3 separate regions of the Homo sapiens genome follow, and regions 2 and 3 are each linked to region 1. Evidence: chromatin loops called from intact Hi-C (ENCODE). Cell type or tissue: mammary epithelial cell. All regions are shown on one strand. Each heading gives the region's core, and the rest is flanking DNA. Links, peaks and the distances in the headings are about the cores only. Region 1 overlaps ELF2 (E74 like ETS transcription factor 2). Region 2 overlaps LOC105377448 (a long non-coding RNA gene). Region 3 holds the start of NDUFC1 (NADH:ubiquinone oxidoreductase subunit C1).

Region 1 (5,521 bases), core at 353-5,352:
AAAAAAGTCCTAGGTGGGGGACTTTTATCCCCCTAGTGGGGGGATAATACCATTCTGGAGAGAGTGGAGAATGGAGAGAGAAGGTGAGGCTAAGGATCATACTTTAGGCAAACAGTCACATTTAACGGTTGTGTAGAAGTGGGTGAAGACAACTGAAAAGAAATAGGAAGAAACAAAAGTCAGACAGTTTACTATCATGAAAATCAAACGAAGGGAAGGATTTCAATAAAGGGGTAGTCAACAATATTTGGAGAAGTAGTAAGATGGAGACTGAGAAGAGGTCACTGGATTTGGCAATTAAAAACTCAGTATTGACATTTGAAGAATTTTTCAGTGGGTAGAGTTCAGAAAGTATTGTAAGAAAGGAAGAAATTGGTTAATCTAAATATTCCTTTTGGAATTAAATGAGATTTGACTAGTATATTTTCAGTTAAAATTTTTATTGTAATTTTTTTTTTTTTTTTTTTTTTAGACAGAGTCTTGTTCTGCTCCCAGGCTGGAGTGCAGTGGCGTGATCTCAGCTCACTGCAACCTTCCTCTCCTGGGTTGAAATGATTCTCCTGCCTCAGTCTCCCAAGTAGCTGGGACTACAGGCATGCGCCACCACACCCAGCTAATTTTTGTATTTTTAGTAGAGACGGGCTGTCACCACCTTGGCCAGGCTGGTCTCAAATTCCCAACCTCAGGTGATCCACCCACCTAGGCTCCCCAAAGTGCTGGGATTACAGGCGTGAGCCACTGTGACCAGCCTAAAATTTTTCATAAACACGCTAAACAAGAATTATATATGGGTCCTTGTAAAGTTTCACAAGAATTGCAAATTTTTTTTCCCAGTGTATTCAAGATACTACATATTCTTTGATGATAATAAACAACTCAAACCCTTGAAATGAGTTGTCATAAATGTCGTTTAAACTATAGAGATCATTAACTATTCTAACTCATGTACATTTGGGTGCTTAATAGATGCTATTTTAAAAAGTTGTTTGTGGCCTGGCGTGGTGACTCACGCCTGTAATTCCAGCATTTTGGGAGGCCGGGGAGGGCGGATCACGAGGTCAGGATATCGAGACCATCCTGGCTAACACGGTCAAACCCCATCTCTACTAAAAATACAAAAAATTAGCCGGGCGTGGAGGCGGGCGCCTGTAGTCCCAGCTACTCGGGAGGCTGAGGCAGGAGAATGGCATGAACCCGGGAGGCGGAGCTTGCAGTGAGCCGAGATCGCGCCACTGTACTCCAGCCTGGGCAACAGAGCGAGACTCTGTCTCAAAACAAAAACAAAAACAAAAACAAAAAAACGTGTTTGTCTAACACCCATTAGAAGAGACTAGCTGCAGGGCTGGGCACAGCAGATCATGCCTGTAATCCCAACACTTTGGGATGCCAAGGACGGAGGATTGCTTGAGGCAAGGAGTTGATGACCAGCCTTGATAACATAGCGAGACCCTGTTTCTATAAATGAATGAATTACTGAATTAATTAATGACTAGCTGCAATACTTAGCTGACAGTCTTCTAAGAGTAGCTGCTAATAATTGGACAGAATGGTTTGTCTAGTATAAATCATAAAGTGAAGAATCAACAAGTCTCAAGGAGAGCCTGGCCCAGGGATAAGTTAAAATGCAAAAAACATGAACCTAAGTCAGATCACACCTAAGCTAAGTATGTATCAAAAACAGTAAATACTGGACCCTTGTCAGAAGATTTTCATGGTTCATGCCTCAAAATGAATGCTATTGTACATATGACAGAAGGACTTACAATAAAATTACTTTTAGGAGTTATGATCCTCCTAACTCCTAAAAGGAATCTAAAATTAGCCATAGTCCTTTTCCTCTGAAAAAATAAACATTTCATTAACAAAAATTTGCCTCTTTGAACCCCTATTAAAAATTTATGCCTTATGAAGGCTTTTATAATTATAAATAATTTAACATCCTTGGGTGGTAATTATACCCACTGTATATACACCCTATTATTTAATTTCATATATAAGCAGTCTTGTGTATCATATTGTCTCTAAGACTTTCACCCTTGGTGGGTGGGGAGTTCTATATGAATTGAGAAGGGTTAATTTCTTCCTTTTGTTATATAATTTAGTGCTACCAGCTTAATAAGCACCTATAACAGAAACTTGCTTAAAGTAAGTACTGGATAATAATTTGTTGAATAAGTGAATTAGTTTATGACGGTTCGAAGATCTTCATTTTAATAATATTTTATAAAACCTGACTATTAAATAAATCAGTAACATAAAAAGCTCAAATAGACATTTAAGCAGTAGTATAAAATATATGAAATAATTCATCTTTTTTCTTTGTACATCTGTAGACTGCACTTCTGTAACTATTGTCTATTTTCTGATGTTGACAGACCAAGCTTTACTTGGTGCTCCTAAACTATATGATTCCAGCTTGTTGTGCTTCACAGACATATTTTTCTTACGGTTTTCTTGACCCTGTTTTTTCCCTAAACATGCTCAAGGTACCAACTTTGAATTTCATTGTTTAGTTGTATGAGAAAAACTTGACAGCTTGGCCTCTTCCTATTCTCTCATTCACTTCTCAAAACTTTTTTCTTCCATTTTTCTCTTTTAACTTCCCATTGCTTTACCTTTGACATTAAAAAAAATCAACCATTTTGCAGTTTATCATACTATAAATATAATAGTAGTAAAATGGATTTAACTTTTTTTATAACTTCTAAATTTTATAGAAGACTGTTTTGTAAGAGTTTTGACCTTGAAGTAACAAGACACTTTGTAACCTTTGTTAAGTAACTTCTTGGGGCCTCAGTTTCCCAATGTGTAAAGTGAAGGAGTGGACTAACTGTGGTTCTCTAATAACTAGCTGGAGTGCAGTGGTGCGATCACAGCTCACTGCAACCCGAAACTCCTGGGCTCAAGAAAATGGCCTGCCTTAGACTTGAGTCGCTAGGTGCACAGGCCCACCACAATGCCCAGCTAAGGATGATGCTTACTTTAAATTGATTGGCAATAAAATATAAAAGCTACCATGTCCCATACATGGCAGGTTTACCTAATTCAAGAAAGAGATCCTTATTTAAAGAGGAGTTGTACTTTGGAAATAGCATGTAGGTTCTTTTTTTGGGAGAGTGAGGATCATGGTGATAGGGGTAGGGTAAAAGGACCAAGAGAATAAATGAATATTAGGAGAAATGAGAAAAAATAGTCATGGGCTATGTAAATCCATTCTGATGCTGCACTCATGTTGGGCAAGCTTTTATAAGATGATATCGCATTAATATTACCACTGAAAACATTTTTTTCTCTACACAGTTCAGTCAATTCGGATCATAAAAATTGTCACCTTGTTATTTTAAATTTGTAATGCCAGATCTTTTTGTTTATTCAGCAAATACTTATTGAGCACTTACTCTGTAGGAGGCACTGTTCCTTTATGTAAGTTTTGTGTGCAGACAACTTTAGCATAACCCTTTGTTTCAAACAATTTATGTATTATTAAATTCTGAAACCAGGGAAGCATTTTAATGAAGCGTTATTCGTCATTATATTGGTTTGATTTCCTGTGTTCAGTAAATTTATAGTCATTAAATTGGCGATTTATCTCCCTTGTCCATTGTATTTTAATATGTATTTGTAATTAGGTTAGTTTTCAGCAAGAATTACTTTTTTTTGAAGTAAATGACAATATAAATTTGTTTCCAAGTGAGCCAAACAGAAATGAAAGGGTACATGAATTTCATGATTAGCATATTGGGGGAGTCTCATCTCCAGAGGTTGGTGTGTTCTGTTTACTAAATACCCGTTTAATGTGCTCTTTGACACTTCTGTTAAGGGAAAAGGACGAAGTTGGTCTCAGAAAGTAGTTGGAAACTCCTTATTTTCCAAGTAATGCTTTCAGAATATGTTCTAGGTATGACTTTGTTGGTGTTCCTGTCTTAAAAGTGCAGATGTTTCAAGTGAACTGGTTACATGTTGCATAAGGTTTGAAAAAGCCAAAAGAAGTTAAATAGCCACCTTTATTTACAGCTGCAGGACTAGGTATTAGATTGCTTCCAGGAAGAAAATATGATTAATGGCTCTTTTCCAGAGGGGGGACAATTGCAGACTTTTCTTCCGCAGAGCGTGAAATGTGCCTCTTCCTGCCGAGGGGCTGTGTCCTCGCGCGGCTCCCGGAGCCGTTTCCCAGCCTCAGGTGTCTCTCGCCGCAGGCTGCGGCCGCTCTCTGGAGCAAGCGTCCGGGACTTCCTGTTTGGGCGCGGGGCGGAAGGATCGCGTTGCCAGCTGCGGCGGCCGCCACAGCCACAGCCGCCGCCGCCGCCGCCGCCGCCCCTGCCCCTGCCGCCCCTGCCCCTGCCGTTAGGTGGTGGGGTTTCTCAGCCCGGCGGCGGGAGGCGGGCCGGCCTCGGCTTCCTGTCGGAGGACGCGCAAGGATCCGGGCGTCGGAGTGTGTGCGAGTGCGTGAGTGTGTGTCGGTCGCACGGCGTGTGTCTCCGGCCGCGGGTTCCGCCTCCTCCCCTGCCGCCGCTGCTCACGGTGTAAGTCAATGTGAAGCAGCAGCTCCAGCCCCGGGATAAACATGGCGACGTCTCTGCATGAGGGACCCACGAACCAGCTGGATCTGCTCATCCGGGCCGGTAAGGACAGGGGAACTTTTCTCCCGTGCATCGGTGCAGCAGGAGAGGGGGTGCACAGAAGGCGGGGTGACTCCCCTGTAGCAGTCTGTGCTGGGGGTACAGTGTCCACCTCACAGTCACTGGGGCGGCTGGGGGAAAGGGGGGAGTGAATGAAGTAATGGAGGCGACGAATCAGGAAGTGATCACCTTGGAGAGTAACCTGCCTCGAATCCGGCGCTGTCGCTTCAGGGTGGGTTCGGCGAGCAGCAGCAGCAGCTGCCGGGCTGAGCGCTGGCAGCGGGTGCTGGAGAACGGAGCCGCGGTTAAGTTGGGCACTCGGGGGCGGACGAGTTGTGCGCTTCACCCCAGTTGCTGAGGAACCAGGAAGTGAGTGAGGCTGTTGTCTCTCGGCTGCGCCTGCCACGCTGTCTGGCCGGAGAGGCCGCTGCTGCCCGCGTTCGGGGGCGGCGGGCTTCTCCGGCGAACGCTCGCCACCCCCGCTCGGTTCTCCCTTCAGACTTCGTCCACAATTCCATGACTTCCGCATGGACCAGGCAGCCAGGGGCGATGTCCGGTGGACCGATACCCGCCAAAAAAAAATGCTCTGACCCTCCCTCCTCCGCACATTCCCACCTTATGCAGTCTCAGGAGTAACGGTCCTGGACAGGGTCACTTAATAATGTTGAGTAACCGGGATGATGTTTCAGGGGCCCGCCTCCCTTTGCTCATTTAACGGGTGGCTGCGAAGAAACTAGGTTTATGCCCCTTCCCTCGTGGGTTGTTTTTTTAGGGGGAGAATGGGAAGAACACGGAATATATTTGTACCCCTGACCTGGAGGGTTGCGGCGTCAGAGAAGAACATTTATTTTTGTAAACAGTGGGTGAATGTTAAGGAGCGAGGCGGGAGGGAGGGAGTCTTG
Region 2 (5,521 bases), core at 289-5,288, 130 kb after region 1:
TTTGCTACAGGGGAGAGTCCAGGTTTTGTGGGGCCTGAAGCTTATGGAATTTGGAGTTCCTTTTATAGAAAAAATACAAACAGAAAATTAGGTAAGGAAGCACATATTTATTTGGAATGAGAATAGAAGAAATTGTGTAAGTAAGGGGACCTGAGCATGAATTTCCTTAGCTTTGAGGATAATCTGCTTCTGCTGATCATGAAAATTTTATATTTTATCCTGGTGCTACTGTATGCCTTGCAAATATGACAGCCGGGCTGCACTGCGAAAGGTTGTTACTGTGTGCCCTACAAGGAGGGTTGTAGGATCCGCCACCTGTCTTGTACTCATCAATAGCTAGATGTGGAGTAGATTCAAGTGAATGGAATAACTAGCTTTCTCTTTATTTCCCTGAGACAAGTAATTGAGCCTTCTGTCCAGTCTAGACCCATTTTATCTGTTACCTCACACTGTGTAAATCTTCAGTAAATATAACTGGGCTATTCTTTGTGTGTGAAGTTAATGCATTTATACATGTGCCTTTGGGTGTTTTTCTAGCAGGATTGGTGTGTTTAAATTGCTTGTCAGTCTTTTGGCTCTAGGGTAGGAACAACAAGCACAAACATAAAAATCAAAAAGAATTGCCTTTCAGTAAATGTCCTTTCTGGAGAAAAAGCAGTGCGGGATGGGTAGGATAATTAACAAGCTCCCTCTGGAAGCCAGAGACTTATGCTGTTTGCCTTTGGGACTGATAATGTCTCAAGGTTTATCCATGTTTTAGCTTGTGTCAGAATTTTCTTCCTTGACCAGTGCTGGCCACCATCCCCTTCGTGAGTTCCTGTGGTCATGTCAATGGCTGGATGGTGATGGGGACTGAAGAGCAGAACAACACCCTGGGAGTCAGCTATTACCAGATTGGCTGGATTCACTTTCAGTTGTAAAAAATTCCCTGGCAAATGGACAAAGTCAAAAGTGCAGAAGGGGAATTCTTCCTGGGGAGTTTCTGGGAAGAAAAACATTCATTTTTCCTTACAAAGTCTTAATTGTAGAACTTTCCCCTTCTTCTGACTCATATATAATTGCAATAGCAGATCGGAACTTCAAAATGTTTGTGGGTTACATTTATTCTCAGGCTGTCTTTAAACCACAAGACATAATTTTGAAATATTAAGAACAGTCATGATGTAATTTTTATATTTAACCCCAGAAATGTTATTTGAGAAGAAATAGAGTGGTTGAGGAGTAAAGAACTATTTCAAGCACCAGATTTCTTAAATTATTTCTGGTTTCAGCTACTGTGGGTTGTAAATAAATAAATCCCTCAACTAATGAATAATAGGGCTATAAGACTGGGCTCTAGAAAAGAAATTACGGACTGGGCACGGTGGCTCACGCCTGTAATCCCAGCACTTTGGGAGGCCAAGGCAGGCGGATCATCTGAGGTCAGGAGATCAAGACCAGCTTTGCCAACTTGACGAAACTCCATCTCTACTAAAAAACACAAAAATAAGCTGGGCATGGTCATGGGCGCCTGTAATCCCAGCTACTCTGGAGGCTGAAACAGGAGAATCGCTTGAACCCAGGAGGCAGAGGTTGCAGTGAGCCAAGATTGCACCACTGCACTCCAGCCTGGGCAACAGAGCAAAACTCCGTCTCAAAAAAAACAAAAACAAAAACAAAAACAAAAACTGAAAAGAAATTACGGCTTCACCCAGTTATAGAAGCAATGAAGCCATGTGTGTACATTGGAGGAACAGCTTTTTGTTTTTTTTTTGTTTGTTTGTTTGTTTTTTGAGACAGAGTCTCGCTCTGTCACCCTGGCTGGAGTGCAGTGGCATGATTTTGGCTCACTGCAACCTCTGCCTCCTGGGTTCAAGCAATTCTCCTGTCTCAAGCCTCCCTAGTAGCTGGAATTACAGGTGCCCACCACCACGCCCAGCTGATTTTTTGTATTTTTAGTAGAGACAGGGTTTCACTATGTTGGCCAGGCTGGTCTTGAACTCCTGACCTCGTGATCTGCCTGCCTTGGCCTCCCAAAGTGCTGGGATTACAGGTGTGAGCCATTGCACCCACCTGAGATGAAGTTTTGCCATGTTAGCCAGGCTGGTCTTGAACCCCTGGCCTCAAGTGATCTGCCCGCCTTAGCCTCCCAAAGTGCTAGGAGTACAGGTGTGAACCACCTTGCCCGGTCACAGAAACATTTTTATCTACAGAAAAGAATGAAAACAACAACAACAACAAAGAAAAATGTTCTGTGATTCTACTACCCAGAAATAATCTCTGTAAACTTTTAGGTTAATGTTTATGTGTATTTACGTTCAGTGTCTGACATAGATAATAATTTTTACATAAAAACATATAATTTGAAAATTTAGAGAATATGCCAAATAGTAGACCCTCTGCATTCAAAAATGTAACATTCAGAGGTGTGAATATTTTTAGCAATGTGGAAGGTCTGTGACATGTAGAAACACAGTTTTGCTGACAGGCTGGTGGGCAGGACTGAGTCACCTGGCTGGTGAGTCAGGTAGTGGCTGCCATCTCAGTTTGGCTTTGCTGAATTCTAGCTGCCATCTCAATTTGGCTTTGCTGAATTCTAGAGGGGAAGAACTCTAATTGATGATTTGTGACCAAGTGTGCTTAGTGCCTCCCAACATTCCTTCTTCCCTTCTTCATTGGTATGACATGTTGTTGCCCAACTGAAAAAATACATTCCTAAATTCTTTTGTAGGTAAATATGTGACTTAATTTTGGCCGATGAGACCTAAACAGAAGTATCACAGCTCCTGGAGAAATGTTCTTTTTCCATTTCTTCTGGGTGGAATATAGTTGCAATAGCTGGAGCTCAGCGCCCACCTTGGATCTTGAGGATGAGCATATAACATAGGGAGGGCCGACTGTGAGCTGAAAGGATACTGGTCCCTGACAATTTTGTGGAGCCACCATACCAGTCCTGGGATGCCTATTCCTAGATTTCTTTTACATGAAAGAGAAATACATTTCTATCTTATTTAAGCCACTGTAAAAAAATTTTGTTTTGGTCCTTATATTTAGCTAAACTTAATCCTAACTAATATAGGCTTGCTTGTGCTATCATCTATCTAACGTGGGAAGTTGTTGACTCACCTGTGGGAAAACTAGGGCAAAGTGATGTCATTGTGGAAGATGGAGCCAGGAGGCATCCTGGCCTTGGTTTAATGTGTATTCATGTCTGTTCTTGCCATGTGCTGTCTTCTAAGACTGAGGTCCTGTGGACACCTGTAAGCACAGCTCTAAAGCTGGGCCTTACTCTGTGTCATTAGGGTGGGTTGAGATTGGGGTGAAATCCTCCTGCCTCATGGGGAAGGCCTGTATTGGCCAGGAGGAGTAGCAGTGAAGGACAACTAGAAGAGGAAGGAATCCACACAGGTATTTCCTCTAAGGTAGCTGTTTTTAAAGTATGTCTGGGGACACTTGGGATTCCCCAAGACTCCTTCACAGAGACCATTGGGTCAAAATTATTTTCTTTCTTTTTTTTTTTTTTTTGAGACAGAGTCTCACTCTATCACCCAGGCTGGAGTGCATTGGTGCAATCTCAGCTCATTGCAACCTCCACCACCCAGGTTCAAGTGATTAGCCTGCCTCAGCCTCCTGAGTAGCTGGGATTACAGACACGTGCCACCACTCCCAGCTAATTTTTGTATTTTTAGTAGAGACGGGGTTTTGCCATGTTGGCCAGGCTGGTCTCAAACTCCTGACCTTAAGTGATCTACCTGCCTCAGCCTCCCAAGGTGCTGAAATTACGGGTGTGAGCCACCGTGCCTGGCCAAAATTATTTTTGTAATAATACTAACACATTACTTACCTTCCCCCAAAATTTTGAGAACTGCTATTCTACTTCTACCTTAAAAAGAGGTCATTTCAAACACACTGACACACACCACCTGCTAAGAACAGCAGCTGAAGATAGTTGTTACATCAGCAGGTTGGGAATGATTCTGTCTAATGACTCTCTTACTAGGCTCTGTAATCCCTGGGGAAGGAGGAACCAAGAACCTGAAGGGAAGGGGAAAGAGTTCCAAACCTGGGGAGGTAGATGTTATGGGCTGAATTTTGCCCCCACCAAATTCATATATTGAATTCCTAATCTCTAGTACATTAGAATGTGACTTTATTTAGAGATAGGGCCTTTAAAAAGGTAATTAAGTTAAAATGAGATTATTAGGGTGGGCCCCAGTTCAGTATGACCAGTGTCCTTATAAGAGATTAGAGGGCCAGGTGCAGTGGCTCACGGGCTGGGCACAGTGGCTCATACCTGTAATCCCAGCACTTTGGGAGGCCAAAGTGGGCAGATCACGAGGTCAGGAGTTTGAGACCAGCCTGGCCAGCATGGTGAAACCCCATCTCTATTAAAAATACAAAAAAAATTTAGCCGGGCATGGTGGCACACGCCTGTAGTCCCAGCTAGTCAGGAGGCTGAGGCAGGAGAATTGTTTGAACCTGGCAGGCGGAGGTTGCAGTGAGCCGAGATTGCGCCACTGCACTCCAGCCTGGGCGACAGAGCGAGACTCCATCTCAAAAAAAAAAAAAAAAAAAAAAAGAGATTAGGGCACAGACGTATATATAGAGAGAACAATGTGAAGACACGGGGAGAGGGCCGCTGTCTGGAAGCCAAGGAGAGAGGCTCAGAAGAAACCAGCCCTGCTGACGCGTTGATCTTGGACTTCTAGCATGCAGCCTGTGGCATTTTGTTATGGCAGCACTAGAAAGTATGGTGGTTTTTTCCCTAACACCCTGCAGAGAGCTGGAGGGGAGAGGAAGAAGGTAGGTCTGCTCGTTAGAGAATTTTTCCACTTTCTATGGCTTTCCACCCACTCTGGCTGTTTTACTTGAGTGACTCTGATGGCTGCGACTCCTTATTTGGAATATTTACATTATCAGTTCCCTAGGGTTTGAAAAAAGTTCTGTAAAGTTAAATGGAGAAACTTTAAAGCAGTCATTTAAAGTGAGTGAATAGGGCCCTAAGAGGGAATCTTCTCCAACTCCTTCATTTTACAGACGCCAGGTGTGGTTGCTCCAGGCTGCAGCCAGGGTAGCTGGCTAGAGTATTGCTTCCCAGTGACGAAGTGCGCAGAGCCCCTGCCCTCGGGTGCTTCCCACCTATCTGGATGTTTGTAAGGCTTTGTAGGCCAAAGGATGGCTATGTCTAGGGTAGGAGAGGAAGCAAGAACCCTAGGTGTACTTTTTTCTGTCTGTCCCCTCTTTTCTTCTCACATTCCCTCCAGATTAGAAGAAGTGAGCTCCTTTATGTCTTATCCTTTCCTACAAGAAGCATCACAGCTGAGTTTGGGTGATCAACTATTCCAGTTTGCCCAGGACTGAGCTCAGTGCTAAAACTGAATAGTCCTGGCTGGGCACGGTGGCTCATGCCTATAATTCCAGCACTTTGGGAGGCCAAGGCGGGCGGATCATGAGGTCAGGGGTTTGAGACCAGCCTGGCCAACATGGTGAAACCCCGTCTCTACTAAAAATACAAAAATTAGCTGGGTGTGGTGGCACATGC
Region 3 (5,521 bases), core at 280-5,279, 220 kb before region 1:
CAACATTTCCTTTATCAGACCGGGCAAAAAAAAAAAAAATCTTAAAAGCACTAACTTACTATCAAATCTCAAGAAACAGAAGCAATTTCAAAAAATCAATACTATCCTTTTGGTCAGTAACACTTTCTTCATTCCTAATGTATGAGAACAATAAGGACATTTTAGCTCCTTTACTCTTCCTTCATTTAGTGACTTCCACATTTCTCTCACATATAACTTATCAATAGATCTTCAGCACTGTGATTTTGGCAATAAACTTACAGGTTTTTGCCCCACTAACACTACCACAAAAAAATTAAGATGTTTAATCAAAAATTGCTATTATATGGATGGTTAAACACACTGTGGTACATCCATATCATGGAATACTACTTGGCAATAAAAAGGAATAAACTATTAGCTGGATGTAGTAGCCCTGTAGTGATCCCCCCTACTCCGGAGGCTGAAGCGGGAGGACTGCTTGAGTCCAGTAGTTTGAGGTTACAGTGCCCTTTTGATAGAGCCTATAAATAGCCACTACACTCCAGCCTGGGCAACAGAGGAAGACTCTATCTCTAAACCCAAAAGAATGGCAAAATTATACAAATAGAGGACATGTACCGGTTGCTGGAGCCTGCAGCGAGAGGGGATGGGAGGGCGGTGGGAGAGATAATGGATGTGGTTCTAAAAGGGCAACAGAGGGGGGTACTTTGGACTGAAGGAACTTGTTCTGTAGCCTAATTGTAGTGGTGCAATCTATACATGGGATAACGCTGCATAGAAGTAAATACAGTCAGCTCTCATTATCCTTGGTGTCTGCATCCATAGGTAAAAACTATTTTTAAAAATACAATAAAAAATACAAATTTTTAAAATACAGTATAACTATATAACAGTAATATTGCATTAGGTATTATAAGTAATCTAGAGATATTTAAAGTATACATTCGCATAGGTTATATGCAAATACTACACCACTTTACATAAGGGACTCAAACACCTGCAAATTTTGGAATCTCGCGGGATCCTGAAATCAACCCCCGACAGATACCAAGGGATGACTGCACCCGCGTGCGCGAGCACTCACACGCGTGTACAAGTAAAGTGGGGAAATCTGAATAAGACTGGTGGATTGTATCAATGTTATAATAATGAACCATGGTTTTGCAAGGTATTAGTGTTGGGAAAACTGAGTAAAGTGCACTGTATTATTCCTTAAACTACGTGATTATTACAGTCTTCTCAAAATTAAAAGTTTGATTTATTTAAAAAGTGCTAACACTTGGCCGGGTGCGGTGGCTGACGCCTGTAATAGCAGCACTTCGGAAGGCCGAGGCGGGCGGATCACTAGGTCAGGAGATTGAGACCATCCTGGCTAACATGGTGAAACCCCGTCTCTACTAAAAAATACAAAAAATTAGCCAGGCGTGGTGGCGGGCACCTGTAGTCCCAGCTACTTGGGAGGCTAAGGCAGGAGAATGGCGTCAACCCAGGAGGCGGAGCTTGCAGTGAGCCGAGATCGCGCCACTGCATTCCAGCCTGGGCGACAGAGCGAGACTCCGTCTCAAACAAACAAACAAAAAAAAGTGCTAACACTTGAGAAAATCTCCATATGAACCAGATATTAGACAATATTAGAGAATGATTGTTATAAGTATACAAGACGATGTCCTTATTCTTAGGAGATGCTTGCTTAAGTATTTAGAGATGAAGTTTTTTGTTTTTGTTTTGAGACAGTCTTCCTCTGTTGCCAAGGCTGGAACTGCAACCTCCACCTCCCGGGTTCAAGCGATTCTTGTGCCTCAGCCACCCTAGTAGCTGGGACTACAGGCGAACACCACCATGCCTGACTAATTTTTGTATTTTCAGTAGAGACAGGATTTCACTACGTTGGCCAGCCTGGTCTCGAACTCCTGACCTCAAGTGATCCATCTGCCTCAGCCTCCCAAAGTGCTGGGATTACAGGCATGAGACACCGTGCCCAGCCTAGAGATAAATTTTACATCTACAACTTACTTTTATACAAATGTATATATACATATACATAGGGAGAGAGAAAGCATATATGGCAAATAAATATAAGTAAAGGTTTATGAGTGTTCCTTGTTCTCTCAACTTTTCAGTTTCATTTTTTTCAAAATAAAGAATTGTGAAAAAGAGATTAAAGATAAATTGCTATTCTAAACTTATGTTACAGTTCTACCTGCACACCAATTAGTCTTTTTAAGGGTTTAAAAGTAACTTTTTTCCTAAAACTATTTTACAGCTCCACCTACACTCTTAGTCTTAAAACAAAACAAAATTCCAGTAAGAATTTCAAGGTAACAGTTTTGCGACACTGCATGTGACTTTCTAATGTTTTTCAAAATGAATTCACTAAATCTGTAGGGCATATGGACACTTTTGTAAAATCAAAGTTAGTTCAAATGGATGATTATTCATTTCTAGAAAAACTGAATCCCCAGAGTTGTTCTACTTTTCAAACAGGTGAAATAAATTATAACTGCGGGGGAAAAGGCTAACACTTTCACACACACATCCCAAATTTTAAAAGTCTTAAATTTGGCAAATACAGTTAATTCTATCATAAGGAAACGTTTGCGTGAAAGGGGGAACCCACATACTAAATGCCAAACAAAAAATGTGCTACAATGTGTTAATTATAGCTCCAAGGCTACAGGACATATTTTACAATGTAAACAGTCCCTGCAAACATCAATGCATTTATGGTTTAAAAAAATACAAACTGCACACATTTGAACCGTAGGGAATAAGTCTGAGCTAGCGTCAACAAAATCCATCTCAAAAGTTCTTATATTCTCATTTCTCTGGTAAGTTTTTGCATGTGTTAATATACTTCAGTGTATAAGAAAAGTCTAGGTCTGCAACGTTTCAACTAAAGACTCAACTTTTTACTTCCTACCGAACCGCCCCCTCGCAATGGGCCCCACCTCCCGAGAAGAGTGACGGGGTGGGGCTGTTTCCCGCTCGGAAACTAAGAAATAAATGCCTCATCCCTACTCCAGAAACGAGAACAACGGAGGCAGAGGAGCTGAAGACTCCAGTATGCAACTGACTACAAGGAGGTAGTCGTTTGAAAAGCTTTCTTTCCTTCTCTGAACTCCTTCTTTCCCTCCTCTCAGGTCATTGGGTGACCCCGGGCCGGGCGGAGACAGGTGAATCCCAAGAGAGGAGGAAGAGGGAGGGACAGATGATGGAGGGAGAACCGCGTTTAGGCAATGAATGAGCCTGCTGCATCCGCACCACCTGTTCCTTCCAAGGGTGCCACCCCGACCTGCCAGCAGGGTTCCCACACCAACCGGGCCGCGACTCCTGCCGGTGTCGCCCACTTGCCCGCCAAAGGCCGGGCCTCTTCTCCCCCAGATCGGGGAGAATGAGAACCGGCAGTCTAGAAGCCGGGAGGTCGGGGCCTAGTCCGGAACCAGGGCCTCAAGCGTGGGGATGGAATGAAGAAGCCTGTGGTCCCTGGCGCGCGGGCCATAGTAGGAACCACAGAGAGGGAGCAAAGCAATGCATTCGGCCTGACGAGAGCTATGAAGGCGGGGTCCCGGGCGGGAGTGGCTCAGTGCCCGCCGGGCCGAGGTTAGGGGTGACAGGCCCGGTTACCGGCTAAATCCTCCCCACCGCTTGCCCGGAGCCTCACACTTACCAAGATCCGCTTGAAGAGCGCATTCTCCTTGGGCGGGAGGCTCACGGCCGGCATCGTTCCGGCTGCTCCCGCTGCTCCCGCCACCACCCGGCTCGGTCAGTCAGTTTGTCCGACCGCCGCCGCTGCCGTTCCGTAGCTGCTTCAGCCTTGAATATCTCGATCCGCCGCCACCACCAGGCCTCGGGTGTCGCCGCGTTGCCCTACCCGGACACCTCCTTTTTCCTCGTTGTCTTTTTTCCTTTCTCACTTAACGCTGCCGCCGCCTCCCCCACTACGGGTCTCCGTCGGCGGTTCACGTGGTAACTGAACAGACCGACAGAGGCAGCCAAAATGGCGGACGCGGAGGGTTTTCCCACCCGGGTCACGCTTCCTAACACGCAGGCGCGGTGACCTCCTTTCCCCACCTCCTCTGGGTTTCGGAGCTTGCCGGGAAACCTGGAGGCTGGCCTGCCTGTGGAGGCCGGGAGGGTCGGGGCAGGCCCCGCCCATCATTTCAGTGCGTGGTACCCTCGAAGCGCCCGCGGAGCTACGGGAGGCTAGGCAAGTACGGTTCAGACCGCCTCCTCATCAAAAACAGCCTCTCTGGCGCCTTCCTGCTAGATCGACCTTTCATTCCTTGGAAAGAGTCTCGCACACTGTGTGATCATCGTTTGAGCCCAAAGTGCTAAAATACAGGTGTAGGTGTTTGAGAAGCGCTGTAGTTGATTATGGACGAAATGCCTAATTTAAGGAGCAGAGGCGGAGTGGAAAATGAAAAAAGCTTCACCGCAGTGGAGACTTGTTAACAGCCCTGGGGAGAAAGGGGCTTAACAGAGTCTGGAAATCGTGAAAGAGCTTGACCGATGAAATGGGCCTGGCTGTCGTATCGGTAATTTGGTGAATGTTGCTTAAGATCAGCCTGGAAAGGTAGTTAGTCAGATCCGAAGTGACATATTTGCACTGCCAAAGGAGGCTCTGGAGGTTAAAGTATGTGTTTTAATTTCGTTGTTGAGGCCATATAATGCAGAGTTGACGGACCGACCTTATGAGTCACCTTGGAGCGGAGTAGTGGAGACTTAAAGACAGACTACCCTGGAGCTGGCTTCAAACTAGTTCTTAATATTGTGACTCGAACTCCCCATCCCCAGAAATTCTCAGATCTTAGAAGCCAAAGACTGGCAAGGATACTAGAGGGAACTACTCGAGTAGGCGAGGTCAGACTACATACCGAATAGGAGTCCTTCCAAAAATGTAAGTCATTTCATTAACAGCTGACCGTAAAACTTTTTCAAAGTGGCATTCCATTGATCTAAAAATTTTCAAGTTATATGAGCCACTTTTAACCTTTGGTTTTTGATTACCTCTTTCCAAATCCTGATTTCACTCTGTAGCATTCTTTGCATCATGAATTATTAAACAATATGTGCGTGTTTTTTACTGTTTTAAATTTATTTGCAAAGATATTTTAATTTTCAAACTTCTCTTAACTGTCCCTGAAAGGTGTGAGTTGAGATACATGTTTCCCAATATAAACTTGGGTTTTGTAGCTGCTATATTGATTGTCCTCGCCCTTCACCGGGGTCATAAATAAGGTTTTTAACAGTCAAATCCTGGAGTTTCCTTAAATTCTGTGATCTCTCTTCAAAAGTTTGAGAAAAATCATATATACAGGAAACTATGTTTCAGTTTGAAATATGGCCAGTATTTTAACCTTAACTTTATAAAACTAAGAACAAGCTTATAATTCATTTTTAAGCTGTTACTTAGTAATAACCTGCAAAATTCACTGCCCCAAGAGATCTTTCAACTGTCTGAACTATTGAAAGACAGAAAAAATAGTCTAAATGCAGTTGATAGTTTTAGCTTGGATTTCCAAATCTCTGGCTTCATATC

What was found. A loop is a pair of places that touch in the nucleus more often than their neighbours do. Peaks named below come from ENCODE experiments on the same cell type or tissue, not always from the same donor. Only the 100,000 strongest peaks of a DNase experiment are listed, where the experiment ranks them.
Region 2: it touches region 1 in a loop (2.3-fold over the local background); 2 of 110 quality-filtered maps call a loop at or near these places.
Region 3: a loop joins it to region 1, with 6 times the contacts of the local background. A loop is called at or near these places in 74 of 110 quality-filtered maps.

The regions. Positions count from the first base shown.
Region 1 is chr4:139,083,234-139,088,754 of GRCh38, reverse strand. All of the region lies in intron 4 of ELF2 (E74 like ETS transcription factor 2), which reads left to right. Among named protein-coding and RNA genes, the nearest start is that of NOCT, 70 kb to the right of the region's middle. RefSeq lists a silencer at 4,193-4,322 and an enhancer at 4,553-4,942. In mammary epithelial cell, for the core only: CTCF peaks have their summits at 3,402, 4,380 and 5,053; DNase peaks (open chromatin) are centred at 4,464 and 4,974; H3K4me3 peaks cover 1,687 bases; H3K27ac peaks cover 1,966 bases.
Region 2 is chr4:138,949,614-138,955,134 of GRCh38, reverse strand. All of the region lies in intron 2 of LOC105377448 (a long non-coding RNA gene), which reads left to right. Among named protein-coding and RNA genes, the nearest start is that of NOCT, 63 kb to the left of the region's middle. In mammary epithelial cell, for the core only: no CTCF peak of the experiment used is centred there; DNase peaks (open chromatin) are centred at 954, 2,494 and 3,174; H3K27ac peaks cover 2,448 bases.
Region 3 is chr4:139,299,960-139,305,480 of GRCh38, reverse strand. NDUFC1 (NADH:ubiquinone oxidoreductase subunit C1) reads left to right here and starts at 3,004. Exons shown (of 6, transcript NM_001184989.2): 1 at 3,004-3,065. NAA15 (N-alpha-acetyltransferase 15, NatA auxiliary subunit) reads right to left here and starts at 3,976. Exons shown (of 20, transcript NM_057175.5): 1 at 3,650-3,976. The coding sequence starts at 3,703. RefSeq lists enhancers at 3,926-3,985, 4,466-4,585. In mammary epithelial cell, for the core only: a CTCF peak has its summit at 3,295; DNase peaks (open chromatin) are centred at 3,080, 4,140 and 4,650; H3K4me3 peaks cover 3,015 bases; H3K27ac peaks cover 2,920 bases.